4 separate regions of the Homo sapiens genome follow, and all the other regions are linked to region 4. The links are chromatin loops, found by intact Hi-C in ENCODE. Cell type or tissue: endothelial cell of umbilical vein. All regions are shown on one strand. Region 1 holds the start of ZFY-AS1 (ZFY antisense RNA 1). Region 2 holds the start of RPS4Y1 (ribosomal protein S4 Y-linked 1). Region 3 overlaps RPS4Y1 (ribosomal protein S4 Y-linked 1). Region 4 holds the start of ZFY (zinc finger protein Y-linked).

The links. Peaks named below come from ENCODE experiments on the same cell type or tissue, not always from the same donor. Only the 100,000 strongest peaks of a DNase experiment are listed, where the experiment ranks them.
Region 1: a loop joins it to region 4, with 2.6 times the contacts of the local background. A loop is called at or near these places in 14 of 110 quality-filtered maps.
Region 2: a loop joins it to region 4, with 4 times the contacts of the local background. A loop is called at or near these places in 22 of 110 quality-filtered maps.
Region 3: it touches region 4 in a loop (4-fold over the local background); 25 of 110 quality-filtered maps call a loop at or near these places.

The regions. Positions count from the first base shown.
Region 1 is chrY:2,998,957-3,006,956 of GRCh38, forward strand. It overlaps ZFY-AS1 (ZFY antisense RNA 1), which reads right to left and starts at 3,670. Exons shown (of 3, transcript NR_144458.1): 1 at 3,357-3,670. LINC00278 (long intergenic non-protein coding RNA 278) reads left to right here and starts at 4,040. Exons shown (of 4, transcript NR_046502.1): 1 at 4,040-4,261. In endothelial cell of umbilical vein, no CTCF peak of the experiment used is centred here; DNase peaks (open chromatin) are centred at 3,465, 4,505, 4,685 and 4,945; H3K4me3 peaks cover 818 bases; H3K27ac peaks cover 1,158 bases.
Region 2 is chrY:2,837,487-2,845,486 of GRCh38, forward strand. It overlaps RPS4Y1 (ribosomal protein S4 Y-linked 1), which reads left to right and starts at 4,116. Exons shown (of 7, transcript NM_001008.4): 1 at 4,116-4,141; 2 at 4,679-4,756; 3 at 6,591-6,771. The coding sequence starts at 4,139. In endothelial cell of umbilical vein, no CTCF peak of the experiment used is centred here; a DNase peak (open chromatin) is centred at 4,205; H3K4me3 peaks cover 1,512 bases; H3K27ac peaks cover 1,120 bases.
Region 3 is chrY:2,854,221-2,862,220 of GRCh38, forward strand. It overlaps RPS4Y1 (ribosomal protein S4 Y-linked 1), which reads left to right. Exons shown (of 7, transcript NM_001008.4): 5 at 380-551. Among named protein-coding and RNA genes, the nearest start is that of RPS4Y1, 17 kb to the left of the region's middle. In endothelial cell of umbilical vein, a CTCF peak has its summit at 3,585; no DNase peak of the experiment used is centred here.
Region 4 is chrY:2,931,644-2,939,643 of GRCh38, forward strand. ZFY (zinc finger protein Y-linked) reads left to right here and starts at 3,738. Exons shown (of 8, transcript NM_003411.4): 1 at 3,738-4,126. In endothelial cell of umbilical vein, a CTCF peak has its summit at 4,482 (motif pointing left); DNase peaks (open chromatin) are centred at 3,268 and 4,338; H3K4me3 peaks cover 2,474 bases; H3K27ac peaks cover 2,344 bases.

The DNA.
Region 1 (8,000 bases), 67 kb after region 4:
CTGCAGAGGTAGTTTAAACAGGGTTCAGTACAATGAAACCGTAAGGTGGTCGTGGATAGTTATAGCATGATGGGAGAAAATAATCCTACATGTGCACACCTAGCCATATCAGCTGCCTTTTTTTTCTTGGTTCATTATTTTTTTCATACTCTTTTTTTTAGTTAGCAGCAGGCTTTTGATCACTTTGGCATATTAGATTTGTGGATAGTATTCATTTGAAAATGTATAATGTGGGAAAAAGGTATAAACATGAATACTCTTCAGTATGTTGTTTTATAAATATGAGAATTGAGGCTGCCAGTTAAAGTCACATAGTGGTTGATATTGTAGTAAAGCCACATTCTTTATTTCCCCCAACTTTGGACCTTCTCACCGATTATTTTTATCTGACACTTAGAAGCAAATTACTTTACGTCGACAATATTACACATGTATACCGTGAAAGCTGTCAGATTAAAAATGGAGTCCCTAATGTTAAAAAAAAATTCCTAACAAATGGAGCCAGGAAAGGCCAGGAATATAGGTACTTGTATGCCTGATAGCAAAGAAGACTCTACAAAACTCTACAACCTTGCACAATGTCCATCACAAACTATTAGTCCATTTAAGTGGTCTTATTTAAACTAATTTCAAGCCCGTTTAAACTACTATGCAGAATTCTGGATACCAGGATTTAAAGGTTATTGGACCAAGTGATTGTTAGTATCACTATTAGTCTGTTCTCATATTGCTATAAAGAAATGTCTGAGACTGGGTAATTTATAAAGAACAGAGGTTTAATTGGTTCACAGTTCTCCAGGCTGCACAGGAAGCATGGAAACATGTGCTTCTGGGGAGGCCTCAGGGAGCTTTAACTCATGGCAGAAGGCAAAGCAGATACAAGTGTCTCACATGGCTGGAGCAGGATCCAGAGAGAGAGGGGAAAGTGGCACACACTTTTAAACAACCATATCACAGGAGAGCTCACTATCAGAATGACAGCACCAAAGGGGGATTGTGAGCAACTGCCCCCATGATCCAATCACCCCCAAAAAGGGCCCTTGCTTCAATACTGAAGATTTCAATTCAGTGTGAGATTTGGGTGGGAACACAGATCGGAACCATATCACAAACTTACAAAAAAAATTTCCACAAAAAAATTTCCACAAGACATCTGCCAACAACTGCCTATTCAACCTCAGACTAGCATTATGTTTGTTACTTTTCTTTCTGACTTACCCACACACCTGTGTTACTGATCTTTGTAGCCAGGGATAGTTATTTCATAACAGTTATGTAATCCTCCTCATTTACTACTTTAAAGCTCCTTTGTCTTCCTTTACTGCTCTGAATGTGCACCTAGTTTACTATAGCTTGTGCATTGCTTGCAATTTTCCTTTTCCAAATAAACACCTTTTCTTTTAAAGAGTCTCTGTGTTTGTTTTTTTAGGTTTACACTACAATATGTTGCGTTTTAGATCATTGGTAAATAGTACACAGAAATTCTGCAAAAAAGGAAAAGTTGAATTTGAACTCCTGGCTTCAAGTGATCCGTCTGCCTTGGCCTCCGAAAGTGCTGGGATTACAGTGTGAGCCACTGTGCCAGAGGTGCCTATCTAAATTGCTGCTATTTAACAGCGTACTGGAAATTTAAGGCAGGTCAATTGGCAAGGAAAAAATAACAGGCATCTAAATTGTAAAAGATTAATGAAATCATCTTAATTTGCTAATGACGTAAACCTTTATGTTGAAAACATAAAGATTACACAAAAAAATACACAAACTGTTAGACATTCAGTACATACAAATAAGTCATATTTTCATATATTGGCACTGAATAATCTGAAAAGGAAATTAAGAAAATAATCCTATTTAAAATAGAATCCAAAAGAATAAAATACTTCAGAATATCTTTTTTTTGAAATGGAGTTTTGCTGTTGTTGCCCAGGCTGGCGTGCAATAGCACAATCTTGGCTCACTGCAACCTCTGCCTCCTGGGTTCAAGCAATTCTCCTCCCTCGAGAGAATCTGGGATTAGCTGGGATTATAGGCATGTGCCACCACGACCAGCTAATTTTGTTTTTTAGTAAAGACAGAGTTTCTCCATGTTGGTGACTCCAGTCTCAAGCTCCCGACCTCAGGTCATCTGCCCACCTTGACCTCCCGAAGTGCTGGGATTACAGGTTTAAGCCACTACACCCAGCAAAATAAAAAATATGTAAGCTGGACAAAATTAGAAACTTCTGAATACCTAAAAACACTACCAACAGAGTGAAAAGGCAATCCACAAATAGGGAAAATATCTGTCAATCATATATCTGATAAGAAACTAATATCCAGAATATATAAATAACTCCTACAACTCAACAAGAAAAACCAATTAAAAATAGGCTAAGGGTTTGAATGGACATTTCTCACCAAAGAAGATATACAAATCATCAATAAGCACATGAAAAGATTCTCAACATCATTGTCCATTAGGGAAATGCAGATTAAAGCTACAACGAGATACCATTTCATACAAATTAATACTTACTTTTAAGAGCAAATAAGTGTTGGGAAAAATGTGGAGAAAATGGATATTATGAATTGCTAGTGAAAGTACAAAATGGTGCAGCTGATGTGGAAAATGATTCAGCAATTCCAAGATTACATATATACCCCAAATAATTGAAAGCCTGGCTCACAGATATTTGGACATAAATATTTATGGCAAGAGTATGCACAACTGCAAAAGGTGGAAACAATTCACATTTCCATTAAGAGATGAACGGATAAACAAAATATGAAATATACTTAAAATGGAATGTTATTCAGCCTTAAAATAGAATACAATTCTGACATATGCTACAACTGGACTTACAGTAAAAACAGTGTTAAGTAAAATAAGCCAGACATAAAAGAACAAATACAGCATGATTCTGTCTATATGAAGTCCCTGGAATAGTCAAATTCAGGGAGACAGTATGTAGATGATGGTTGACAGGACTGTGGGGAGGGGAAAATAGGGAGAAGTTGTTTTAATAGGTATAGCATTTCTGTTTTACAAGATAAAGTTCTAGAAACAGGTTACATCAACAATGTGAAGGCATTTAAAAGTACTGAATTGTACACTTAAAAATGATTATCGTGGAAAATTTTATGTTATGAGCAGTTCATCATAATAATAATTTAAAAAGGCCCAATTTTCTTTCTAAGTAGATTAATGATGAAAAATACCAGGCAATGGAATTATTTAGGAGGACTCTGCTGCTATAAGAGTTTCTTGTTACTTTGTTTCTGTTTCCTAGTACTGGCTGTTAGCTTTGAGACTGACTTTTGCACTCCAACAGTTAGAATTAGTCATAATGACTTTCTGGTATCAGCTAGACACTCACCTTTAGCCTCACTTAGGGTTTCCAAGATGAATCTGTCCATAGGTTTAGATTCACTCCCTCTGCTTCCAACTTTGTTCTGCTGGACTCTTCTACTGTGAAGGTAAAGCTTGTTGTTTCTTGCTCATGAAGCAGGAAATATAAGAAAAACAAGTAAAAAGAAAAACAAGTCCTTCCCTGACCAGGCTGACTCACTCCAAAGTCCAGCTACAGCTGTGATAACATTACCTGCAAGGCCAGGTAGGGGCCCTGAAGAAATGGGTTCCAAAAACAGGGACAAGAGAAACAAGTTCTTATCAGTGTCTTCCTGAAATTCTCTACCCATGCCATCATTCTTTGTTCTGCTTGTATAACTATTTTTGTAACTATTTCTGCAAGTTTGCAAGGATTTTGTAAGGTCCTGTTTTTCCCATCTGTGCAGGATGGCAAAGGTCACAAGACATGCCTGAGTTACAAGACCTGTCACAGTTTAACTGCGTTTGTTCTGCTTCTGTAAGCTTGCTTTCCCCACCCCACAAGTTTTGCACCACAGGCCAACACCCTTTGGTCACATGAATAAAAGTCAAGCCCTTTCTTTGCTCATTGCTCAGCCTCTGGGTATTAATCTGCTGAGCTGGTGGCCACCTAAATACAATCGTCCTGTTCCCCTCATTGGTCTCTCCGGTCTCCTGATTCCAGCCACATTTTGGTGAGCCAGCCAGGAGTGAAGACGACAGGTTTGCTGTCTCCTTTGCCTGTGGGTCTGGGGCCCCAGCCTGGGGGAGACCCGTGACTCCAGGCATGCTATCAGGACAACTTCAACCCGAGGGGAGATCAGCTCTCCCGCAACCTGGTGCCGCTCTCTGACAGCACAACAGAACCTAAGGGGCTACAGGATGATTCAAGGAACAGTGTGCTACAGGACCTCGGTAAGGTTTGGGCCCGAGGCAAGACCTGTCCCATGACAGAAGGGGAGCCTCATCACCTCCCAGGGTATACCTAGTAATATGACCCAGGATGCAAGAGTGGCTCGCAAATTTGGAAGAAACCTACACCCCAACCAACCCAGGACACAAAAGTGGCTTGCTAAGTCAGTTAAGAAACGAAACCGGGAGTGGGGAGGTGTGTGAATGTGTGTGAAACAGACGATTCCAAAAGGAACCAACGTGGGGAATGGTGTGTGTGGAGCCACAGGTCTCTTAGCATAGACTGTATGCTAGGGAGGTGCCCCACAGTTTAGTGATTGTGGTGGTCTGGGTTTGGGACTCAAACCCTCCTTTAAAGCTTAGCAGTGTCTGAAATACTCCTGTGAGGGAGACAGTCTAATCGGTCTGAAGTGAAAGTAAAACAGTGAGTGAATTGTGCTGTAAATGGGAGGAAATGGGAGGGAAGTTGTTGAAACCCACCCCATTAGAATGCATGTTAAACAACTTTAAGAAAGATTATGTGGGGGATTATGGGATCAAGTTGACCCCCAGAGGTTGAGAACTGTCTGTGAAATAGAGTGGTCCTCTTTCAGTATTGGATGGCCGGCCGAAGGAACTATAGATGGGGAAATAATTGGCTGTGTATTTAAGGTGGTGACTGAGGTCGGAGGACAGCCTGGACTTCCAGGCCAATTTCCTTATATTGACTCACGGCTGAATATAATTCAAACTCGACCTGTATGGCTAGAGCCCTGCCTGGCAGCTTATTGCAGAACACTGGTAGCTCGAGCTGAGCCAAAAGTGAAAGAGAATTCAGCTTTACTGTCAGCTACAAACAGAAAGGAAAAACCACAAGAAAAACCAGTTTTGCAGGAACCACCAGCGGAAATAGAAACCCCTCTCCCCTATGCACCAATCTATCCACCTTTACCAAGCCTGGCCCAATAGCAGCCAGACTCAGATGATGATACACCTCAGGCTAACCCCAAAGTGTGAAATCTGAGCCCTTGCCCCAGGAGGTCAAGGAGGAAGGTCAAAATGATCAAGCAGGCCGCCTTTAATCTGGCTGCAAGAGCTTTGCAGATGCCTCTCTGAGAAACTTGGGGACCCATGTATTATGATGAACAGGGCCAGGTCCAAGGGTGGGCAACCAACTTTCATTTATCACCCTTTTTCAACTATTGATCTCCTAAACTGGAAACACCATACTCCCTCCTACATGGAGAAGCCCCAAGCTCTCACAAAATCTGATGCAGTCTATTTTTGAGACACACAATCCAACTTGGCCAGACTGCAAACAGCTTTTCCTGATGCTGTTCAACACCAAGGAATGCTGAAGGGTGACCTAGGTAGCCCACCAGTGGCTAGAAAACAATGCACTGGAAGGCACCCTTAATGTCCTGGCATATGCACAGGGCCAGTTCCCAGAAGCAGACCCGCACTGGGACCCAAACAAGGAAGCCCAACTACAGCAACTGCAGAGGTACCAAGAGGCACTCCTGCAAGTTTTGAGAAAAGGAGAGAAAAAGGCATTCAATATGGGAAACATTTCAGAGGTGCTTCAGAGAGCAGATGAAAGCTGTAGCCAGTTTTATGAGAGACTCTATGAGGCCTTCCAGCTTTGCAGTCCATTTGACCCTGAGGCTACTGAGAACCAGTGCATGGTAAACGCAGTGTTTGTAGGGCAAACCCAGGGAGACATCAGGCGAAAGCTGCAAAAGCTAGAGTGTTTCACTGGCATGAATGTCACTCAGGTTTTAGAAGTGGCCACCAAGGTGTACACTAACTGTGAGGAGGAGACTCAGGGAAAAGGCCAATTTGCTGGTGGCAGCACTTATGGAAAGGGGGGCGAATGTCCCAAGACGAAGTGGATGTAGGTGCGGACAAGGAAGAGGTCAAATCAGGCAAAGACCCGAGGATCAGGCAGCACTAGATAGGGACCAGTGTGTGGGGTGCAAGAAGAAAGGACACTGGAAGAATGAATGTCCAGAGGGTGATGAGGGAGAGGTGGAAGTAGGGGCCTAAGGGGCCATAACTTTAAGCCTGCCACCATCCTGAATATATGGTGTTAACTCTTGATGTCCCACAGGTGGAAGAATGGAGGCTGTATGCAGAAGGGTTGTCAAAGCTGGGGCTAGATGAGCTGTATGGGTGCCTAGTAAAATTCGTAGAGTGTGGGCTGAAGATAATGCCCCTACCCTCGCTGTGAACCAGATACAAAAGATAGTAGAACTAAAATCAGGAGAAACACTGGTTCGGTTTCGTTATTACCCACTTCCCTGAGAAGCAATACATGGCATTCAAGGGCATTTGAAGTGGCAATTAGAACACAGGATCTTGGCCCGATGACAGTCACTGTAGAACACTCTCCTTTTGCCAGTGCAGAAACTGGGGACTAATGAATATAGACTGGTGCAGGACCTACCTGTTGCAAACCAAGCCCCTGAGGATTCAGGAAGTGGAAGCTACACATAGCTTACTGGCTGCAAAGCTAAGGAAAAGTGGAGCACATGAACTGGACACTCCAGCAGCTATTAAAGAAATATTGCCAAGAAACACATCTAAGATGGGATCAGATCCTGCCCATGGTCCTCCTCTGAATCAGGTGCACTTGCACCAAACTGGGTATTCGCCCTATGAGATCTTGTTCGGCCGGCCACTCCCAATCATAGGTCAAATTAAGGGTGATCTCTGTGAGCTAGGAGAATTGTCCTTAAGAAGGCAAATGCAGGCCTTAGGGAAAGCCATGCAAGAAGTCCATGGCTGGGTATGGGAAAGAACAGCCATAGGACTAACAAGATCAGGGAGAAGAAAAACAAGTTCTTTTCAATCTCTCCCTGAAATTCTCTCCCCATGCCATCATTCTTTGTTCTGCTTGTATAACTATTTTTGTAACTACTTCTGCAAGTTTGCAAGGATTTTGTAAGGTCCTGTTTTTCCCATCTGTGCAGGATGGCAAAGGTCACAAGACATGCCTGAGTTACAAGACCTGTCACAGTTTGATTAACTGCGTTTGTTCTGCTTCTGTAAGCTTGCTTTCCCCACCCCACAAGTTTTGCACCACAGGCCAACACCCTTTGGTCTCATGAATAAAAGTCAAGCCCTTTCTTTGTTCATTGCTCAGCCTCTGGGTATTAATCTGCTGAGCTGGTGGCCACCTAAATACAATCGTCCTGTTCCCCTCACTGGTCTCTCCAGTGTCCTGATTCCCACAACAGTGTCCTGATTCCCACAACACTGACAATCAAGGCAACATAATGCTGTTGACTGAAGGCATGTCCTAATTATAAACCTTTATTGTCAGGGTATCCAACTATAAACCTTTATTGTCAGAGTATCCAACTGTTAAAAAACTTAAAAAATCCCAGGCAAACCAGGAAGAGCTGGCTTTCCTAGCCAGCTTGCACCATCTTATCCAAGTATCTGTTGCAATATGCTAGGAATTAATGAAAGTTTTTATGAAAATTTCTACATCTCCTTGGCCTGATATAAGATATCCCATTGATCCCTATTTCCCTCTGGATCATGACTTTTCTCTAATTGGCCACTTATTGGGATGGGCAGGTGGTGGCCATTGGTCACTTAGTTTGGCTGCTCAGAATCTAAAATTCCCTATATTTCAGGAATTCCTCAAGTTATATGGCAGAGTGTATCACCTTTCTTTGTAGAACCTCAGCATACTAGGTTCCCTTACAATTGGAGTGGTGGTATCTAACCAGGCTCTGCCAATCAGTGCTTGTAC
Region 2 (8,000 bases), 94 kb before region 4:
TTCCCCTACCTGTGCATCCCCCAATCTTAGAGTCAGATGTCTCTGACCTTAGGAGTGTACAAGTGCCAGTTGCATGTTTTCCCTCCAGAGGGAGGGAGGAAGAGTTTTTATTTCTACAAGCGGTTACAGGGAGAAGGCCTGGAAATTATTGCCAGGCCGACTCAAAATTACAAAGTTTTCCAGAGCTTCTATAGCTTCTAAGCTCTATATCTACATGTAAGTGTGCATTCATCTAAAGACATATGTGAATACTTCTTTTAATCTACAAGCAAGGTCTGAGTCCTGAAGACTTTCCTCTGGAGTCTCCGTAAATTTGCTTAATCTCAGTGGGTGCAGGTGCTGGGATGATTATACTTGTCACCTGCTAAATCATAAAGGTTTGAGAAGTTCCTTCAGACCCCCTAAGAAACTTTTTTGTGAAGGCCTGAAGAGTTTCTTCAGATCCCCAGTAAAACTTGTTTAATCATGCTTTTAAGGTTCAGGAAAGGCCTGGGGAAAACTCTTGGTGGACTTTTGTTGCATTCCAGCCTTTGTATAAGGACACTGGCTTTTTCAGCTTTTAATATTTAACTTAACCCATCAGTCAGTGCTGAAACAGTTGTTATAGAGGCCTGTGTTAGTGAGACCTGGCCTGCCACATTACCACATCCCTTAGCCTGTTTGGCTAAGGCTCTTTCAACACACTTAGGCCATGTGAAAAGTGAAAACGCATGCCTGGCACAGAATAAGTGCTCAGTAAACACATCAATTTGCTTACTGTTTGGAAGGAAGCTTTATCACCCAATCCCTGATTTAAGGTAGGAGTGTATATTGCCAAGTAGTTTGTTACATTTTCTTACACCTTGATTATTTTGAAATTATGCATATGGCACTACTCAACTAAGAGAGTGTGAAAGGAAAAATAAATGTTGGAACCCCCAAATCACTACGAGGCCAAAGAGAAAAGTCAAGCTGGGAACTGTGGCAGGCAAACCTGAGATGAGAATAAGACAAAGCTAAAAAAAAAAGCTACATAGGGCCGGGAGCGGTGGCTCATGCCTGTAATCCCAGCACTTTCGGAGGCTGAGACGGGTGCATCACGAGGTCAGGTGATCAAGACCATCCTGGCTAACGTGGTGAAACCCCGTCTCTACTAAAAATACAAAAAAATATATATATATATATTAGCCAGGCATGGTGGTGGGCGCCTGTAGTAACAGCAACTTGGGAGGCGGAGGCAGGAGAATGGCGTGAACCTGGGAGGCGAGCTTGCAGTGAGCTGAGATCGTGCCACTGCACTCCAGCCTGGGTGACAGAGAAAGACTCTGTCTCAGGAAAAAAAAAAAAAAAAGCTACATAGATTCCTCACAATTGCCCCAAAAGAGAAATTCATTGTGGACCTCAAGGTCTTTTTTTTGAGACAGAGTCTGGCTCTGCTACCCAGGCTGGAGTGCAGTGTCGCGATCTCGGCTCACTGCAACCTCTGCCTCACACATTCAAGCGATTCTCCTGCCTCAGCCTCCCGAGTAGCTGGGACTACAGGCACGTGCCACCATGCCTGGCTACTTTTTTGTATTTTCAGTAGAGACAGCGTTTCACCGTGTTAGCCAGGATCGTCTTGATCTCCTGAGCTCGTGATCTGCCCGCCTCTACTATGAGCTTTCATTTTTGTCACTGCAGGAAAGGCTTGACTGCTGGCATCCTTATAATTTGATAAGGCCATGATTTCCCATGCTTCCCATTCCATGAACGTTAATGATAGGAACTGGAAGCTGGGTTCGTTTTTTGTTCTTAGCCAGTTGAGTAGGATAACGGGAGAATAAGAAAAGAAGGTTTACATCTCCTGCAACATTTGCAAGTCTACTCTGAGCTGCATCACACATAGGAATCAGGGACCACACCTGGAACAGATTAAAAAAAAAAAAAAGGTCCTTCCCCCTTCTGGACAGGACAATTATTCCTATTCACTCCTTGGCATTCAGGTAACACAAGAGAGTGATCCTAGCTAATTGCCCTCAATTTCCAAGGAACTACAGGGAAACAGCCACTGAAAGACCAAAAAAGAAAAGAAAAAAAAAATTATAAAAGACCCAGATACCTTAAACAAACTGAGCAGTGGTGATTTGGTGCCTCCACACGGAAACTCCTAGATTCACTGCCCACAGCCAGAAACCTGCAGTTGCCTCTGTGTTTAGGCACTGCCCACCAAGGGTCTCAAATTGGAAAGCGCAGAGGTTCTACGCCCAGCCATGCACCTCAAGATCTTTACTCCAAAGCAGTTCTGTTTAATTTCACCCTGGCGACCTACATTGGTAGCTCATCTTCACAGGTGCAAGACAGAAAGTCCTCCATGTGCACATCTGCAACAAATGCCTATCTCATTGTTTCCTCTGCTACACTGTTTATGTAAAAATACAGACTCACTGAGCCAGACTATGAAAGTAATTGACTATTCCTCTACCCTTCCTGTTTTTTTTTTTTTTTTTTGACAGAGTTTCCAAAGCGATTCTCCTGCCTCAGCCTCCTGAGTAGCTGGGATTACAGGCATGTGCCAACACGCCCAGATAATTTTTGCATTTTTAGTAGAAACAGGGTTTCTCCATGTTGGTCAGGCTGGTCTTGAACTCCCAACCTCAGGTGATCCATCTGCCTCAGCTTCCAAAAGTGCTGGGATTACAGGTGTGAGCTGCCACACCCGGCCTCTACCTTTCCTGTTACAGTTAAATTGTGTATTTAGTGAAAGGCTGATCAGAGACCCAAAATAATGCAACCATTTGTCTCTTACGACATCAAACTCTACCTTCCCACTGCCCCAGCCCCCCACCAAGCCACCCCAATGTCCTGCACCATGTACATCTTACATCTTGCCTTCCTAAAATGTATGAAACCAACCTGTGCACTGGCCGAGAGAGAGAGAGAGAGAGAGAGAGAGAGAGAGAGAGAGAGAGAGAATAACCAGAAAGGAACACAAGGAAACTTTTGGAGGTGATGGAGATGTTCATTACCTCGATTGTGATGGTGGTATCGTGGATTTACGCCTATGTCCATACTCATCAAATTGTACACATTAAGGAAGTGCAGCTTCATTTGACTGGTTGTTTTTTTGTTTTAATTTAATTTAATTTAGTTTATTTTGAGACGGAGTCTTGCTCTGTCACCCAGGCTGGAGTGCAGTGGCGCGATCTCGGCTCACTGCAAGCTCCGCCTCCCGGGTTCACGCCATTCTCCTGCCTCAGCCTCCCGAGTAGCTGGGACTACAGGCGCCCGCCACCACGCCCGGCTAATTTTTTGTATTTTTATTTTTAGTAGAGACGAGGTTTCACCGTGTTAGCCAGGATGGTCTCGATCTCCTGACCTCGTGATCCGCCCACCTCGGCCTCCCAAAGAGCTGGGATTACAGAAGTGAGCCACCGTGCCCGGCCTGGCTGGTTGTTTTTTGTATATCAATTCTGTCAGGCGGACGCGCGTGAAAAATTCCAATGGAAGCTGTGACCACACACACGCCTGCGCAGTACAACTTACATAGCGGACTTCACTCTCTTAAAAGTGAATTGTTTTGCAGGTTTTACGACATGGACAGAGCTGTGCAGCCATCATCACGAGCTAATCCAAAGCAAGGTATTCGACTTAAAATTCAAATGCCATGAAACCTATCCTTTCAATGTTTACGGTACAGACGATTTTAGTACTTTCCCAAACCTATGAAATTGGCCCCAATCCTGAACAAGGAATGATTTGTCTCTGAAACAAATCATGATTTTGCAATCACAGCATGTCACAGTCACAAGGAATCATATAGGTTATTTCTCACGATTGGCATTTTTTTTTAAGGCTCCTAAATCGTGCTGTTTCAGGACTTTTGCTAAATATTTTGAAGGTCGGCGAAAGATAAGTTTAAGAGTGTAAACTGCGTCCTCCCAGCTCAGCCAACTTGACGGGGGGTAGGCACAACAAAAAGTCCTGCGGCATAACTGACACCTGTAAATCAGTATCAGAAACTGAAAATGCTAAGAAATTCAGTTCCAGGATATGAACTCTACAGCGGAAGAATAAGAAACCGGAACTAAACTTCTCACTCATCTGACTTCCTGCGGTTTACGACAACAGACTTTGGTTGCACCGGAAAAGAACAGATTCTCTTCCGTCGCAGAGTTTCGCCATGGTAAGACCGATAGTTCCTAACTCCTAGTATATCTGCCTCCATCATTTGAAAAAGGGCCGTTCTACCTTGGCGATGTTTCACTTTTCGGTCGCCCCTACTTGGTGGGTGGGAATGCTGCTGGTGCTGCTTCAGGAAACCCGATTTGGAGAGGGGAGGTCTGAGAAGAGTGTGTCTCGTTGTGCTCGGTCTGGGGGCCGTCACGTGAGTCCATCCTTGACGCAGCCCGGCAGTGGCTTTTTACCCGGATTAGCTTATTTTCACACGTTGAAGCAGCCTCAGATTCGCTTGGAGAGCACTGTGGACGCTCTCTTGACGGATGCTAGGGAGACCCGCCAAGTTTTCAAAGGTCTGTGCTTTGCGTGGTCTCTTCTGGGGTCTGGCAGGAAGTAATATTTGTTCAAAACGGGGCTTGAGTATGGGCTGGGCGATCTTTTCTCCTTGAGTCAGGTATTACCCGTTAGCAGTTCCTACAGCTGAAGATGAGGGCATTTCACTGTCAGCGGAAACTAATTTCTCTGAGTTTCGTGTCCTTTTCAGGCCCGGGGCCCCAAGAAGCACTTAAAGCGTGTTGCAGCGCCGAAGCATTGGATGCTTGACAAACTAACGGGTGTATTTGTGAGTATAACTTTGTTTTTTGTGGTTTTTTTTTGTTTTTTTTAGTCAAGAGTGCATGCTAAATACCTGTGGCTCGGTATTTCTTGGGGGCGGCGTTTGCTTGTTTGTTATGTGGGATTTTCGTTGGTAAAGACTTCCCGCACCCTGAACTTGTCCTTGCACTTTTCTGTGCAACAAAGGGCCAGGATGTCACGTCCCGATGGTTTCCTTTGCTCTTTTAGCTCGCCACTTCAGAGGGCACTTCCTGAGCCCAGAGCTGGGTGGGTTAATGAATGTGTCCAATTCCACATAAGAAAGGAGTTCAGTGACAGTCCGCTGAGTCCCCCATTAATAATCAAATGCGTTTAATTTAAAGTTACCCCTTGTTTTAGAGGGTGGAGTAGCTGCTTTTTACGTTGAGCCCGAGTTACTGGTTTAATAGTAAAGGCTACAGGAGCCCACGAAACAAGGGCAAGAAGTTGTGTGAGAAAGTCTGGAGGCTCTTGAACCCAACCTTGAAGACCTGGCAGGATGAGGGCAGTATACTCAGAGGCACAGTAGGCAAGCATCTCACAAGGAGACTAGGCAATTTCCACATTGATGGTGTGGTCACACTAGGAGAGAGTGGTTAAAACTGTAAAGTCTTGGTCTTCTGAGACAGAGAGGAGCCAGTGTGAAGAAGACAGAATCGAGGCGCTTAAGATGCCAAGGGTTTTTTGAGCAGGAATAAATGTGGTAAGAGACTATATTTAGCTCTGAGGGTCTCCATTTAGGAGGCACTTAGTAACTAACTTGATTTGGCCTCTTCTTGGTACAGTTTGAACTCTGAACACTGAGTAGTAGAAACTTGTCTTCCTTGTTCTGATATTTTCAGAGAGAACATAGGCAGTGTGTTGGCTGGGGACCTGGATTTGCAACCTGTCCCTGTCAGTTTCTGCTTCCAAGTGCTACCTCTGCTACTGTCACCTACTATTTGACCTCCCTGGATGGGCCATTGTTTTCTCTATTGTTAAGTGGATGAGCAAGGCACTCTTTAAGAAGACTTGCTGGGAACTTGGTCCCTTAGTCTTGTGGGTTCCTCTCCTTTTCCCTGTGACATTGATGAAAGTGTGTGGTTAATGATCGCGAGTCCGTTTTAAGAGAGACAAAGCTAGAGAGGGATCTGTAGAAGCAGCTTGAACGGTCTCCATTGGAAGAGATTCTTGTGTGATCCAAACTTAAAAGGTAATTGGGGAGTGGTGTTCAAGACAGACCTTGAGACTTTTATATGTACTGGTAGCAGATATCCTAAGGACAGTATAACACCAAAACTGCGAGAGTATAGGTTACAGGATTTGTTGCGGTGTGAATTTGATGACACTTAAGCCGGCAAGCAGCCAAGAGAGGAGGAACGCACATTGGGTATTACAGGGTGGTCCTGCAACATCGGCAGGGCTTGTGTGGAACTTTGAAGCCTGGCATGGTGAGAGAGTAGTAGAATATGTCTTCATAAGGTTTTGGGTAAAGCGTAAGCTACACTTGAGATACATGGGATGTAGTGTTGTGTTCAAGGGAGGTTTGAAGAAGGAGTATGAGTGGCAGTGGTGCTTGGGGCAGGGCAAAATGGGGAGATGGTTGTGAGGCTAGATTTGGGGAAGGAAGGGGCACAAAATGAGATTTCCATGGTTGGGGATATGACCTTCCTAACAAGACAGACCTCTAAACTAATAAAATAATTGCCCTCTTGTATTCCTCTTCCCCACAACAAGTTAAGTTCAGCTGAACTTATGCAGAACTAAAGTACGTCATCTGCTCAATCTGGTTACATAAGGAGTGGATCTTCTTAGATTAGGTTACCTTTCCTTGTCTTCTACAGGCACCTCGTCCATCGACAGGTCCCCACAAGCTGAGGGAATGTCTTCCTCTGATCGTCTTCCTCAGGAATAGACTCAAGTATGCGTTGACTGGAGATGAGGTAAAGAAGATATGTATGCAACGTTTCATCAAAATTGATGGCAAGGTTCGAGTGGATGTCACATACCCTGCTGGATTCATGGGTAAGGAAAGAGTTCTTTGTTTTGTTTTGAAGAAGGAACAGGTTGAGAGAAGGACAAGATGTAGGGCTCTCATGTTGCCAGTGATAAAACTGGACACTGAACTTCAGATTTCTGCAGAAGTTACTGCTGGTCCTTTCAGAAGGAGAATGAGGGATAGGGAGAGGAGTGGCAAGGCTCAAGTGAAAAGCTGGAAAGGGGTTGATAATGTAAATGGGATGAGGCCAGCAGTGGCTGCATGCTGGCGGATTATCAAAGTTAGGCTCCTACCTTCCCGGCAGAGACTGGGAGACAGAGGAGCTGTCCTTAGGTGTTGGCTGGAACAAACAGTAAATTCTTTTGGCAGCCTTGAGTTTTCTCAGGCAGGCATTTTGAGGCAGACTGGGCTCATCTTGAGCTTTTAGAAGCTGTGTTAGTGTTGAGGTCTTCATAGGTCAAGGTTGAAGCTTAGCCAAGAAGAGGGCTCAGAGGAAACTGGCTAACGATTGGTCAAGGAGAGAATCTTTGTCAGTGAACAGGGTTTTGGCTCTGTCTTCCCACTTCGTTGATGACTTAACTATTCTGGATCTCCAAGGATGGATTTGCAGCTTTTTTTGGCGGGGAGGGTGGAGGAGGGGCAGAAGGGTCACACACCTCTAGGGAAAAAGTGTACCAAGAGGGAAGGTAGGGAAAGGTAAGGAATTCTGACCTAGTGCTTTGTTCACCCTTTTCATGGTGAAAGGCTCAGTACAGCTTTTTAGCCTAGCATTGTCCAGAAAGCAGGGGGATGATTACTTTGTCAGGTGTGGATGCTACCGAGTGGATGGGGTTCCAGGCCGGACATTCCTAGGATCCAGCCACTGAGTTAGAAAAGACAGACCTTCCTTTTCTTACTTTCCTTCCTTCCTCTTTTTTTTTTTTAGCATTTTGCTTTGTTTCTCAAAACCCCAAATCCTGAGTGAGGCAGGACTCCTGATAAGCGAAGTCATGGAGGGCGTAAATGGGGCCAGGACATTGATTGGGCAGCCTGCTGAGCCTGGAGCCTTGCTTGCTTAAATGTGAGGTCTGCTTGTTCATTTGGTTTCCTGGTATTTGTGGGTGTGCTCATGTATGTTTTCTCCTCAGGATCCTGAGTGCGTTAACCCAGCACACAGTCTCAAGCAGCTATTGCACAAGAACATAGGAAGCAATAGAGCAGCCATAAATGTATTCACTTTCTTTTGTTGGATGACATGTATTGGGAGAGGAGCAGG
Region 3 (8,000 bases), 77 kb before region 4:
GAGGACTATCAATTGGAAATATGTCCCTGAGGAAAAAATGATATACCAGTTGATTGTGTGTTACCACTCAGATACACAGGCAACAGGCTTTTAGCCTGTGATAAAGGACCAGAGGTTAGTTCAGCTGAGCACTCTTCCAGCAGCCACCAGAGGGTTCTGAAACAGATTCCCCCTTGGCAAGGTTTCCCAAATGTCTAAATTACTAAATCAGTATGGGAGATCATCAGCTCTGTGACTGGTTAATATAGTTTTTCCCAAGAGCACTCCTTCTCTGACCGAGGAAATGCTGGAAATCGATGGGATAAGTAATGTCTGGGTGACTGCTTTAGGCTGGCTTTGTGTTTACATATTGAATTGATTTTCCTTGCTGTGTTTATAGTACAAGTTGTGCAAAGTGAGGAAGATTACTGTGGGAGTGAAGGGAATCCCTCACCTGGTGACTCATGATGCTCGAACCATCCGCTACCCAGATCCTGTCATCAAGGTGAACGATACTGTGCAGATTGATTTAGGGACTGGCAAGATAATCAACTTTATCAAATTTGATACAGGTAAGTTTTTTTTTTCCCTTGTGTTGTCTGCCACCTCCCTCTTTGTCTTTTCTTTTTCTTTCTATTTTATTCTTCTGTTTTGTCTGTACACCCATTATGATTAGAGAGAACTAAAACACATTTGGTTTTCTCTAAGAGCATATTGTGTCATGGTCTCTTGGGTTTGCAGTGGGTTCTTGATGTTGAGTAGAGGTGTGATGTCCCTTTGGGCTATCTCCAGTAGCCCAGCCTCATTCAAGAATGTAAACCATAGCTATGTAAACTCTGTGTCCATTCTGTTTGTCAGAAGAGGGGAACTTTGTTTTAAATGCGATAAAGTTTAGCTGTGTTCCTTGAGGTGAAGGGCTGAAGTTGTCCAGATAATCTTAAGCTAGTGATGAGAAAAAGATGTGTCTACAGCTTTGTTTCTCCTCCCTACACCTCAGGCTCTGACTCCTGACAGGTTTATACCCAAGTGCTTGCTAATACCTGATCAGCTAAGGAAGTAAAATATTTTGCCTGACTTGTTTTAACAGAAATTTTTAGACATGCAGAAACACTGAAAGAATAGGTCAGGGACAACAAACAATGGCAACTCCTTTTGTGCCATTCTTCAGTGACTTTTTTTCTGTTGCTTTTTTTGATTTTGTTCTGTTGCTTATCTGCCCTCCCTGTTTACCTGCTTATGGCACCCCCGCAGTCCTCACTTGGACTCTGATTTAAGACCTAGCCAAAGTCCTCAGTTGCCTTGGTGTTTGAACCTAGGCTGGCTGTCTTGAGTTGAGTACTCCACAGGCTAGGGTTGTCTGATTGTTTGACCACTATGACCTTGTACCTGTGCTGCCTGCACTTCTGTTATTTACTGTTGACCTGAAAATTTTAGCCAAGAATGTTTGTTTCTTCGCTGTGAAAGTTGAGAGGGCTTCCCATTAGGGGAAAATATTGAGAGGGGATATTAAACAGGATGTGTCATGCTTGTGATACCTAAACCTGTTGTTTGATTTCAGTGTGACCACAGAGATAACCAGATATCATGCACCTCCTAGTAATAGCAGGAAGTAATAGCAGGAATACTTACATTCAGGAAGTATTCTTGTCAAAGAATGAAGACAAACTTGGGTAAAGGGACAAAGGAAAAAATGTATATATTGGAACACACTTAAGAAACATTTGCGGAGTTACTTAGATTTTCGAGTGGCTTGTGAGAATATTTCAGGTTCTAATGATTTGGTACTGGCCATTTGTTTCTAAGTGATCCAGCGCAGGACTGCATAGGTAAAGATGAATCAAAGCTGGCCAGGAGTTTAAAAATGTTACGAAGCTGGAGAGTGGGTAGGTAGGAGCATCTTATGCTTGTCTCTCAAACGTTTGCATACCTTTGAGAATAATTTTTTTTTTAATTTTTTGAGATAGAGTCTTGCTCTGTCGCCCAGGCTGGAGTGCAGTGGCACGATCTTGGCTCACTGCAAGCTCCACCTCACAGGTTTGCGCCGTTTTCCTTCCTCAGCCTCCCAGGTAGCTGGGACTGCAGGTGCCTGCCACCATGCCCGGCTAATTTTTGTATTTTTAGTAAAGACGGGGTTTCACCATGTTAGCCAGGATGGTCTTGATCTCTTGACCTTGTGATCCGCCCACCTTGGCGCCCCAAAGTGCTGGAATTACAGGCGTGAGCCACCGTGCCCAGCCGAGAATAATTTTTAAAATGGATGTGGACTTCTTATCTCCAATGAAATGATATGTTGTATCTCATTTGTTTATTAAATCAAATTCCCAGTTAAAATTCAACAGATTTTTTTTTCTCCCCCACCTAACTTGTTTGTTTTTGTTTTGTTTTGTTTTTGGGGGAGTTTTGTTTCATTTTGCTTTCAGACAGTCTTGCTCTGTTGACCAGGCTGGTGTGCAGTGGTACAGTCTCGGCTCACTGCAACCTCCGCTTCCTGGGTTCAAGTGATTCTACTGCCTCAGCCTCCCAAGTAGAGACAGGGTTTCACCATGTTGGTCAGGCTGGTTTCAAACTTCTGACCTCAGGTGATCCACCTGCATCGGCCTCCCACAGTGCTGGGATTACAGGTGTGAGCGACCGCCCTGGCCCTAACTTTATTTGAAATATATATCCCTTTGTCTTACACAAACATGCTTGGTATTAATTTTTTTGCTTATTTGTTTATTACTTACTAGTTTACTTAGTTTAGTCCTGGGAGTGTACATAAAATAATCTCAGAATGACAAAGCCAATATTCCTAGTAACAAGAAACCCACTGAGTGAGGGCAAAGGTTTTTTTGTAGTTCTTGGTTTGTTTGGTTTTAAATGCTTAAATAATTTTTAATTGTGGTTTCAAAAAAAAAAAGATACGTCAGAGATTTACCACCTTAACCATTTTTAAGTGTACAGTTCGTTAGTGTTGTTAACTATATTCACATTCTTATGTGGCAGATCTCCAGAACTCTTTCATCTTGTTAAACTGAAACTATGTGCTTTAACCAACTTTGCCACTTTCTCCTTTCTACAACCTCTGACAACCACCATACCACTCTGCTTCTGTGAATTTGACTCTTTTGGGTGGTGTCTTAATAAGTGGAATTGATAGTGTTTGTCCTTTTCGACTAGTTAACTTTGCTTGGCGTCATGTCCTCAGGGTTCATCCATGTTGTGGCATGTGAAAGTATTTCTTTCCTCTTTTTTTGAAAGAGTTTCACTCTTGTCGCCCAGGCTGGAGTGCAGTGACTTTATCTCCGCTCACTGCAACCTCCATCTCCTGGTTTCGAGTGATTCTCCTACCTCAGCCTCCTGAGTAGCTAAGATTTCTGGCACCCATCACCACACTCAGCTGATTTTTGTATTTTTAGTAGAGATGGGGTTTCGCCATGTTGGCCAGGCTGGAGTCAAAACCCTTGACCTCAGGTGATCCACCCTCTTTGGCCTCCCAAAGTGCTGGGATTACAGGCGTGAGCCACCGCACTTGGCCAGTATTTCCTTCCTCTTTCTAAGGCAGAGTAATACTCAGTTGGGTGTGTATACCACATTTTGTTTATCCATTCCTCTGTGGATGGACATTTGGGTTGTCTCCACCTCTTGGCTACTGTGAGTAATGCTGCTGGGGACACAGCGGTGCAGACAACTCTTCCAGATCCTGCTGGATGTTTTTGTATACACACTTAGAAGTGGCATTGCTGGATGAGATAGTTTTGAAATTTTTGAGAAACCATTGTGCGGTTTTTTTATAGCAGCCTTGCCATTTTACATTCTTACCAACAGTGTAGAAGAATTTCAGTTTCTTCACATTCCTTCCCACACTTTGCTGTTGTTTGCTTTTTATATATTTTCTTTTTTTTTTTCTCGTGGCTATCCTGGTAGGTATGAGGTCATATCTCATTATTATTTTTTTAAATTTGGAGTTCTGTGATGAGTAGAGATGTTGAACATCTTTTTGAGTGTTTGTATGTCTTTGGAGAAAGGTTTTATTCATGTCCTTTGTCCAGTATTTAGCTAGGTTGTTTCTGGTATTGTGGAGTTGTAGGACATCTTTAGATAGTATCAGATGTAAGATTTGTGGATGTTTTTTCCCATTCCATAGGTTGCCTTTTCACCCTTACTGATTGTTTCTTTTGGTTGGCAGGCATTTTTAAATTTGTCAGGTTTTGCTTTTGGTGTCATGTCCAGGAAATTATATCTCTTATGTCATGAAGCTTGTGGTCTCTGTGTTTGTCTTTGGAGCTTTACAGTTCAAGGCCTTACGTTTAATCTGTTTAGAGCTGGTTTTTGTATATGGTGTAATGTAAGGTATTCTCATGTTGTTTCTTTACATGGGGACGTAGATTTACCAGCACCACTTGTTGAAGTGACTGTCTTTTCTCCATTGAGAGGTCTGGGCACCCTTGTTGAAGATCATTTGGCCATATATGCTTGGGTTTATTTCTGGGCTCTATTTTCTTCCTTTGGTCTGTTTGCCTGTCTTTTATGCCAGTATCACACTGTTGAATTACTGTCATTTTGTATTTTGTTTTCAAATTAGGAAGTGTGTTATCCAAGTGAGTCAACCATGCTCAACTTCGGTTTTGTCAGTTTTTGTTAATCTGTTTTAAAATATCAACCCTTAGTTTTTTTTCTTTTTTCTTACTGTTTTTTTCTTTTATGTCTGCTCTGGTCTTATTTAATTTTCTTCCTTCTGCCAACCTTGGGTTTATTCTGTTTTTCTAGTTCCTTGTAATGTAGTTAGGCTATTCATTTGAGGTCTTTCTTCTGTTGTAACATAAGCATTTTTGAGCTGCCTTGTCTTGTGTGACAATTTTTGACTTATAGTCTATTTTGTCTGACCCAAGTTTGGTCACCCCTGCTCTCTTTTGCTTACTATTTGCCTGGAACATCAACTTCAGCACTTCACTTTCAGCCTGTGTGTGTCGTTAAATCTGAAACCGGTCTTTTGTTAACAGCATATAGTTGTAACTTGACTGGTTGGTTGGCTGGTTTTATTCATTTAGCTAGTCTGTGTCCTTAGATTGGGGTGAGGAGTTAATCTGTTTTACAGTCAAAATAGTTGCTGTTAAGGAAGGCATTAGTTAGTATAGCTCTGTTGTTAATTATTTTCAGTATGTTCTGTAGCTATTTTATACCTATTTTTTCTCCCTTATTACCTGCCTTTTTGTGCTCTGCTGCTCTTTACTTTTTATAGTGACAAAAAATAAAAGAACACTTTGAATCCTTTCTGATTTTGTGTGTCTTCCATGGTTATTTTCTTTGTGGTTACCAAGGGGATTACATAAATTATCTTAAAGTGAAAACAGTCTGTTTTCAACTGTTACCTTCAGTTGCATCTCCATATCCCCTCAGACAAATTTTGTTATTGATGGCACACATGAATGTTTTTCTATTGTGTATCCTTTTACCATTGGTTTATGGTTATTGATGTGCTTTTGTGTTTTAAGTTCTATACCAGACTTAAAAGTGATTTATACACCTTTGTGATCTAGGATTCTCTATTTGTCTGTATATTTACCTTTATCAGAAAGCTTTATATTTTCTTTCTTTCTTTCTTTTTTTCATATGGTTTTGTGTCTGACATCCTTTTGTTTCATCCTGAAGTGCTTTTCTTCAGCATTTCTCGTAAGGCCAGCCTAGTGGCTTTTGCTTACCTTGGAAGGTCTTATTTTTTCTTTCATTTTGAAAGTTATGGTATTCTTGTGAGGACTAAACCCTGATGATTATCTTACCCAAATCCCTATCTAAGGGATCTGGAGAGTTACGCCCTACAAATGAGCATGACTCATCATCAGATGGGTTTTATTTAACCCTATATTTCATGACTTACTTTCCAGTCTGACTCTGGGATAACATTACGAGACAATGAAGAAAATAAAAATATTTTACCCCAAAACATGTTTGCCATATTTTGAAATGGACTTGCAAAGCTGCTCTTCGTGGGAGTGGAGGAGAAATCTGCATCTGTAAAGAATCTCTATTAAAATAGATAAATCTTTTTCTTCCAGACCCTCCCAATCCTAAAGAGATAAACTAAAATCTGAATAAGAAACATTGGTCATTTATTGTCTCTAAGGGCAACCACTTCCCTAAGACTTCAGAAGAACTTCAGTCTCCATCATCTTTTATCTTAACCTGAGCATTCCCTTTCCCTTCTTACCAATCCCAGGCAAACTCAACCGTCAACCAGAAAATGTTTAAATTCACCAATAGACTGGACCTGATAACCCCCCAACCCTGCCCTTTCTTGACCAAACCAGTGTATTTCTTAAATGTATTTGATTGATGCCTCATGCCTCTCTAAAATGTATAAAACCAAGCTGTGCCCTGACCACCTTGGTTACATGTTCTCAGGGCCTCCTCTTGAGGGTTGTGTCATGGGCCATGGTCGCTCATATTTGGCTCTTTTATAGTTAGACTCTTCGTTGTCACTTGGTTTAAGCACTTTGAATATGTCATCCCACTGTCTTCTGGATTGCAGAGTTATAGCTTATCTAGCAAGAGCTCCCTTGTAAATGATGAGTCACTTTTTACTTGCTGCTTCCAAGATTCTTTCTTTGTGACTCTTGAGAGTTTGATTATATTGTCTCTTGATGCTTTGGGCTTATCCTAGTTGGAGTTCAGCTTCTTGAATTTGTATGTCCATCTTCTTTCACACAACTGGGGAGTTTGGGCCATTATTCTCTTCTAGTAGGCTTTTTGCCCCTCCCTGTCTTTCCCCCAAATCCTGTTCTCATTTTCTCTGTTTCTGTCTTTTCTCCTTCTAGGACTCTTGTAGTTTGTATATTGTTCCTCTTGATGGTGTCTGCTACTCCCTCTCTTAGGCTCACCTTTATTTTTCTTTTTTCCTTTTTGCGCCTCTGACTTGTTAATTTCAGTGGCCTGTCTTCAAGTTTGCAGATTCTTTCTGGACCTGTGATTTTTAAATTCTGTTCAATTGTATTCAGTTCCAGAGTTTGATCCTTTTTTGTGGGTTTCCTTTACATTGTTGATAATTCTCATGTTGTTTATGGGTTGTTTTTCTGATTTTGTTTGTAGCTGTTTCCTTAGTTTGATATGCATCTTTAAGATGGTTAGCTTGAATTTTTTGTCTGGTAACTCATACATCATCGTTTCTTTAGGCTTATTTTTCTAAAGAAAAACAGCCATCTCTTCCAGTCTTCCCTATGTATCTTCATACAGGGAGTATGACCTTCACCAGTCAGCCAGGCTAGAGGTTTTGGGAATCTCATCTCAGGGCTTGCATGTGTACTTTCTTGGCTGTGCTTCTCTGAAGCCCCTAACCTCTTGCTTTGCCTGATGCCTGTCTGTGGTACTATGGCCTCTCTGCTGTTGTAACAACTGTCTCATATACCCTGCTCCACCCCCATCCCTGTATGTCTTTTTTTTTTTTTTTTTTTTTTTTTGAGCTGGAGTTTCATTCTTGTTGCCTAGGCTGGACTGCAGTGGTGACATCTCTGCTCACTGCAACCTCTGCCTTTTGGATTGAAGCGATTTTCCTGCCTCATCCTCCGAGTAGCTGGGGTTACAGGCATGTGCCACCATGCCCGGCTAATTTTGTACTTTTAGTAGAGACGGGATTTCTCCATGTTGGTCAGGCTGGTCTTGAACTCCCAACCTCAGGTGATCCTCCCACCTCAGCCTCCCAAAGTGATGGGATTACAGGCATAAGCCACAGTGCCTGGCAATTTTTGTAATTTTTCGTAGAGACAGGGTTGTCTCATCATGTTAGCCAGGCTAGTGTTGAATTCCTGACCTCAGGTGATCTGCCTGCCTTGGCCTCCAAAAATGCAAGGATTACTGGCATGAGCCACCGTGCCTGGCATTTTTTTTTTTTTTTTTCCAAGACAAGAGTCTTGCTTTGTCACCCAGGCTGGAGTGCAGTGGCATGATTTCGGCTCACGGCAACCCCTGTCTCTGAGGTTTAAGCATTCTCTTGCTTCAGCCTCCCAAGTAGCTGGGATTATAGGTGTGTGCCACCATGCCTAGCTGTG
Region 4 (8,000 bases):
AACAACAACAAAAAACTATTTCCATATAACCATAAATACTGCCTCTTGCATTCTTATTTTTCCACAGGTGTACAGTGGAGTTTTCTGGAGGCTACATGACATGTGATAAGAAAACAGACTGAAAAAGGGAATACATCTATAAAGAGAAAATTGCTATCACTGTTTTTGGTTGGGAAAAACATTTGTATGAGATAAACATGTTATTCTTTTCATAATCAGACATTCTTCTCACAAGTGTTGGTTCTCTACCATTCCTCAAAGGTGATAATTTTTTGAAATATGTTATTGTGGATTCATGATTTTGGATATATCCAATGGGTTTAAGTGCATTGCAATAAAATGGTATTTTGATACTCATCATTAGCCAGTACAAGCCTCTTCAAACTGGATCACAACGTTTTTTGACACACCCTAGTAATGATGTATTTTGCATGTGAGAAATAAGATGCATTTTGAGCGACCAGAGGGTAGAGTATTTTGGGCTGAAATGTGTCCTTCCCCAGATTATAACTCCAAGTACCTCCAACTGTGCCTGCATTTGCAGAGAGGTAATTAAGGTAAAATGAGGTCATATGGGTGAACTCTAATCCAATATGACTAGTGTCCTTACAAGAGAGTCAGACATAGACACAGAGCGAAGATCAGGTGAAGATAGTGATAAGGCTGCCATCACTAAAAGCCAAGTAGAAAGGCCTTGGAATAAATCAAACTTGTCAATACTTTGATCTTGGACTTGGGGCTCTGAAATTGTGAGAAAATGAATTTTCTTTTGGTTAAACCACTCAGTGTGGTATTTTCTTATGGCCTCCATAGCAGCCTAATACACTTAGTTCTATAAAACTTTTTGAGAAGTTTTAGATACGATGTCTTTAAATTTTGGTTCCATAAAGCTTTTTGAGACATTTTAGATAACATGCTTTTACATTTTGGTGTATGAATTAATTCTATACTATTGAAGTGTCTCTGTTTTCTCAAAAACTAGTATAATCTTTTTTTGTAAATTCCTTCTTAGTGATGGGAAGTAAAATTCTTTTTTTTATTTTTCTGCTTCATCTTCTTTTGGAAAAAGATATAAAGACCTTGTACTGTGTCTTGCTTATGCAATTGTAGCTACTTTACGCAATTGTAGCTACTTTATTAAAACCTCGATCTTTGTGAGCTGGTTAGTTACTTTCAAAGCTGAGACACATTAGCAACTGTGAACAACAGGTACATTTTATCAGTAATAAAAGTTTATTTGCTTTGCAGCCAGTTATTTTGTATTCACAATATACTTTTGAAATATTATCTCATCATTGTCCCTATATAAATTTTCCCTCTGTTGTGTTTCTTTGAGAAGGTAAAAAGATGTAAATATAGTTGACTTCATCTGTAGTCATTTATAATCTTTCTTGGACTGTAATAAAGACTTTTCTTATATGACAACTAAAATTAGACCATCCTTTCCTTGTCTCTCACCAAAAGTTAACATTATGAATGAAAAGTAATGTCAAAAGCTGTTTAGTTTATCTGAACTACCTCTGATCTTTCAGATTAGGAAACATCTTTTTTCCTTTATATTCCTTAGCTGTTCTTTCTGAAGTGCTTTATATATTGGTAATTTTTTATAATAATACTAGGATTTTTGATAAGCATGTAAGTATTAACAATAATGTTTACTTTGTTTTTTGTGTTCTGACCATGTTGCTTACAGTTGACATGAGACCCCATTCTTGACATACCATAAGGACATTAAATGAAGGCCTTTGGAAAATATTTGATTTACAGCTGTAATCCCAGTGCTTTGGGAGGCCATGGCTGTTACACTGAACTAGAGAGTTCAAGGCTGAGTGAGCTACGAAGGTGCCACTGCACTCCAGCCTGCGTGGCAGAGCCAGGTACCATCTCTAAAAACTTGAACGTTATCAGTATTTTGAAATTATGTTAATTACATATGAAATTAGGCTAGTTTTTTTTACTGAAAAACATAATGTAAAAATACTTTTCTTTCCTCAAAATACATTGTCTTAACTTGATGAAAATTTCTCAAACAAGATTTTATTTATTTAAATACAAGATCTTGCTCTGTCATAAAGGCTGGAGTGTGGTATCACAATCATAGCCCAAACAAATGGGCTTAAGCCTCCCATAGCTGGGACTACAGGCGTGTTCCACCACACCCAGCACTTTTCAATTTTTTTGTACAGATGGATCGCCCTATTTTCCAGGCTTGTCTCCAACTATCAGTTGAGCACAAGCTGATTTTATCTCAGCCTTCCAAAGTGTTTTGGAATTACAGGGGTGAGCCGCCTCTCATTTATCATTTTTGAAACAAAAGGTAACGACTTGAGAAAACAAGGTCAAACCAATGGTTTGAAAAGAGAATTGCTATCCAGCACTTAACTCATTATATCAACTATGTACCACTGGTTTTCCTTTCGTAAAGCATTTTATGATTTTTAGGTTTCTCAGTTAAGGACAAGATGATTTCTGAGTTTTAAAAATAGGTATGCTAGAAAACTGAAATACCTGGCCTCTACATTTAGAGATTACCGGCTCTGGCCCACAGGCTGCAGTGCAGTGGCTTGATCACAGCTGTCCGCCTGTATCTGCTGGCCTCAAGCGATACTCCAGCCTTGTCCTCCCAAAGCGCTCAGAGGTGAGCGACCGCGATAGGCATGTTTAACTTTTTAGTAGCAACTTTTAAACACAGTTTGGGTACCTAGTTTAATGGGAAATTAGAGTGCATTAAAACGTAAAGTAATGAAAACGCACAATACACGTTTTTGGAGTTCATCAGTACTATCTGTTTAATCAAATGCATTTTCCTCTCAGTCTCTAAAGCCTTTTTAAACTTTAAGAGGATAAATAATTTTGTAAGAAGACAATCCCAAAACCAATTGTTAGTTTACATTTATTAAAGGGTGTGCATAATTCATTGTTCATGAGACAATTACACAAAACTGACATTTCAAGGATGCCAAAAGATGAAACACTGCCATAAAGAACACACACTAGACATTACAAATCTTGGTCAAAATACCTACGTTAACGCAAAAAAAAAAATCAATTGGCTCAGTAATTGATTAGGATAATCCTCCCCTCCTCTTGCCTGTACACTGTGGCAAGTCCATTTACTTTCTTTTTTTTTTTTTTTAAAGCCAACAAAGGAGACAGTGGGGAATGCTATATGTCTGTATCTGCTTTCCTCCTCAACCCTAGGAATAAAGTAAACACGTTTACTGAGGGCGGGGGTCTAAGGGCCTGCAACAATGAGATCTGTCGCCTTGGCTAGGACTGGCGCCGAGAGGCGATAGGTCTCGGGAGAGCCTGGCGCAGGGTGTGGGAGATTAGGAATCCCAGGTCCACCGGAGATGGCAGGGGGTGGCCTGGCCCGGTGCGGGGCCGCTTGCCTGCACGCAACCAACTAAGGCGGTGGTGCGCAAGTAGTGGTGACGGCGGGCGCGCGGAGAAAAGGAACGTTGTGACGGAAACTCCAGCTGCCGGAGACCCCACCGCAGTGAGGTCACTGGACTCCCCGGACTCGGGGCGTGACCGGCGCCGACCCGGGGCGCCGAGAGGCCCACCGGGCGGAGGGGGCCCAACTACCATCCCGCATTTTCCTGGGTCTCTCTCCCGGGCGGTGACGTGACGTGCTGACGGCGGGCCCGTGCCGGGGAGCTGGGCCGCTTTTTGTCAGCTCCGAACTCGGCCCCTCCTCCCTCCCTCCGCCCGCCCTACCAGCCGGAGCCCGGCCCAGTGCTCCAGAGAAAGGCCGTCCTGCAGCACCCGCCGCTGTCGCCGACCGCCCGCACATCCGTCGGGTGAGTCCCGCGTGCCCCCGCGGCCGCGGGGCCTAGTGCGCGCGCAGTAACCTGTTTGTGGCCTGGTCGGCGTCCCGTAGGGCGCCCTCCCGCGCTAGGCCGGCCGGCGTGGCGCTCGGCGCCGAACAGGCCCCGAGGAGGCCGCAGTTAGGCCTAGTGATTATCCAGTTGCCCTGAGCGGCTGCGGAGGTGCGCTCCATAAGCGGGCAGGGTGGGAAAAGTTCGCCCGTTTGTCCGGAAGGCAGTTGATGGACCTGGGGTCGACACCACTGCGGACGCAGGGCACGGCACGGGGGCGAGAAGGCGAAGGCTGCAGGCGTGAGGTGAAGGCCGGAGGCCTGCTGGGCCTATTTTCGCTATGTAAATGTCCGCGAAGGGGAGGAGGGACGGGGGGGCAAGATGGCGGCTGCTAGGCGCCTGCTGCTGGGGAGTATTGAGAGTGTTGTCGGGAGGCGGAGCCGCCATCTTGAAGGCGGTATCTGGAAAAAAAATTCGGTTATGATCCTTGAGGCGGGGATGGGGAAAAGGACGGCGGCGGCGGCGGCAGCGCAGCCTCCGGCGCGACGGCGTGTCTGCGCAACAGGGCGTGCTCGTTCCCTTGGCGGCCCTTGCCTTTGTCGCCATATGCGCGCGTACGTTCCAGACGCCTGCGGCAGCGCCACCTTTCGGCCTTCCCCTCACAGCCCATCCTTGGCTGGGTGCAGTGTCGGCTACGCTTTAGGTGACATGCCGCAGGCGTCCGTTCGGGCGCCGGGGTCATTTCGCCCCTCAGCGCTCCCGGCTCTGTGCCCTTCCGAGAGTCTACAGCCACCCGTTTCAGCAGGTGGCAATTCGGGCATCTAGGCTCACGAGAGCACATAAATTCCAGAAAATTTTATTTTCCCCTAATTAAAGTCATTATGTGGCTGTTCGGGGACCTTCGATGCGCTTATTTTTCAACCATCATTGCCTCTTCGAGGATCTGCAAAATAGAACTGGAATTTATTATGAAAAAGTTATTAGGCACTCGTCCAATAGACAGTACAGTACAAATTATACAGCACGAGGGCAGAGGAATAAAATTTCCCCAAGGCGACTTTTCCCATTTATGTGGAAACACTTTTTTGATGAGCTGTATTTAAACGAGCGAGCTTTTTTTTAGTCCGTGTACTTTTTTTGAGTAAGAGATGGAAAATAGGCAGAAGAGGTATTTTTCTTTTTGAAAGACAATTCATGCATTACTTGTAGGTTCATATACCCATGATGACATTGAGATTTTATTTGAAATTTCTTATACAGTTTCATCTTCAAAATACTTTTGTTAGCATTTTGTACAACTTTGCTGGAAAATTGGAGCACAGTAATGTGAGCGTTGGACAGTGCTAGGTGCTAAGAAAGATTTAAAAGGCTCTTAATGCAGAACGTGACTGCAAAAAGTTTGCTGCGGGCATTTCACAGGAAGGCGAGGTTTCAGTTTGCAAAATTGGGAATCCTGAAGTAGATGGGGTTTAGCTAGGGTGAGGAATGGGAGTAGGAGAGGTCATTACAAGAATGAAATGTCTGTAGAAGATGCAAATATTTACGGTTTTGCTGGAGTGGATAATATAGATAGGAAAGGGATTCAAATTTAGGCTGTAAAAAGTAGATTTTGAAATACATTGGTGGCACACCTCAGTTTATGCTGAGCTCTGGCTGCAGCTGTTACAAAAGTTTAAAGGTTGAGAAGGATTGAGAGCTAGTATAAATTGATAAGTGTTTTCGTTACTGGATGGATGATCAAGAAGGTAGCTGTTTTTTGGCCAGGTGCGGTGACTCACGCCTGTAATCCCACCACTTTGGGAGGCCGAAGTGCGCGGATCACCCGAGGTCAGGAGTTCGAATCCAGCTCGAGACCAGCTGGAGACCGACATAGCGAAACCCCGTCTCTACTAAAAATACAAAAAAACTAGCAAGGCATGACGGCGCGCGCCTGTAATCCCAGGTACTTTGAAGGCGGAGGTTGCAGTGAGTCGATATCGTACCACTGCACTCCAGCCTGGGGAACAAGAGTGAGAGTCTGTCTCAAAAAAAAAAAAAAAAAAAAAAGAATGTGGCTATTTTTTGAATTAGTCTCTACTAGACTGCTGCTTCGTTTTTGCATCGAAAGTTTACCAAATAATCTTTTGCTCCTATTTAAAATTGTAAGCAAAATTGTATTTACTGTGGTTGAAAATTACAAAAGTACAGGAAATCAGTTTGAGAGGTATGTTTAGAAAAGCAGTTTTCAGAAATGCAGTAGCCTTCAGGTGGCTTTATGAAACTTTGCCCTTCTTCTTGGTGAAGGTAAGCAAGCTTTAAAATTCGCTGTTCACTTTATATGTGAGGGTCCTAGATGCAGTAGTTTCAGAGAACATGTATAGCAGCACTTGCTTCCTAGACTTTTACTAAATAAAACGCAGGTTTTGAGTCTTCCCAGACTGCAGCAGATCACAACGCTGATGATTCAAAGAAGTCTGAAGGGAACTAGAGATTGCTGTTTTACAAAAGTGTCTGGCAGTATATTGCAGGAGGTAGTCAAAGCAACATTTTTTTTTTTTTTTTGAGGCAGAGTCTCGCTCTGTCGCCCAGGCTGGAGTGCAGTGGCGCGATCTCGGCTCACTGCAAGCTCCGCCTCCCGGGTTCACGCCTTTCTCCTGCCTCAGCCTTCCAAGTAGCTGGGACTACAGGCGCCCGCCACCACGCCGGGCTAATTTTTTTTTTTTTTTTTTTTTTTTTTTTTTTTTTTTAGTAGAAACGGGATTTCACGGTGTTAGCCAGGATGGTCTCCATCTCCTAACCTCGTGATGTACCCGCCTCGGCCTACCAAAGTGCTGGGATTACAGGCGTGAGCCACCGCGCCCGGCCGTCAAAACAAATTTTTAATGCAATCTAGTTGTCGACTTGCTAAGGGGTCAGCATAAACTGTAGAGGTAGTTGCCTTATATCTTGACAGCTGAAGAGCTGTAAAGAAGATAGAACTGTATCTTGTACAGTACAGCAGCTGTAGATGTTCCAGTACATCAGCAGTGGATGTGCAAAAAGAACATAGGCAAGTGTATAGTTTTAAAGGATTTATAAGGAAATTGTTAAGTATAAAATATTTTTTTGCCTGATAGGATAGACCTTGATGATCTGCTAGCCAATTTCTTTTTTTTGAGACGGAGTCTTGTTCTGTCACCTGACTGGTGTGCATTGTTGCTGTCAGCTCACTGCCACCTCCGCCTCCTGGGTTCAAGCGATTCTCCTGCCTCAGCCTTCCAAGTAGCTGGGACTACAGGTGTGTGCCACCATACCCAGGTAATTTTTCTAGTTTTCGTAGAAATGGGGTTTCGCCATGTTGGTCAGGCTGGTCTCGACCTCCTGACCTCAGATGATCCATCCACCTTGGCCTCCTAAAGTGCTGGGATTACAGGCGTGAACCACGGTGCCCGACCTCTGGTAGCCAATTATCTTGGATGAATGAGTTGTTAGTTTTTAATTTATGTGTATTTATATTCAAATAGATGCCCCTTAACTTTCTTTCAAAAAGCATACAGTGCTTATATATATATATATATATATATATATATATATATATATAAATAAATAACTCTGTTTACATTTGTATTGTCACTAATTGATATCCTTTGAATTGTTGCATTTATGCATTCTGGCAATTGCAAACCTTTTTAGATTCTTAAATTCTTCAACCCCTGCATATTACTTCATTACTTAATTGAGAAAGATAGATGACTATATGATACATATGTTTGATCTCATTCATTTCATGCTTTTTCTTTATTTCTTCCTACACTTTCTTTTGCCGATGGAAGAAGTGCTGCTTTCAACGTCCATTTTCTCTGCTTACCCTTTTCCCTGCTCTCTGCCTGCCCCTTCCTATAAATATTCATAGGTATGCTCGTTTTACAAAAACCTTATCTGTTTTCTCTTTAGTTTCACTAGTCCTTCTATTTCTATTCTTCCCGCTTCTAAATCTGGTATTACTCAACGTGTGAAACGGTTCCACAGCAGGTAATTGGTGTGTCACATGAAAGTGTACTGCATTTCAGAAACTCTCTGTGCTTTCTTTGTCTGCTCTGGTCGTTTTCCTAACCTAAATGTGGAATTTAACTTGAGATTAATTACTTGTTTTCTCCAAACTTCTTCCCTGCATCACTGTCTCTTATTTTCACTCATCAAATTTGTCATCTAGCATTTACA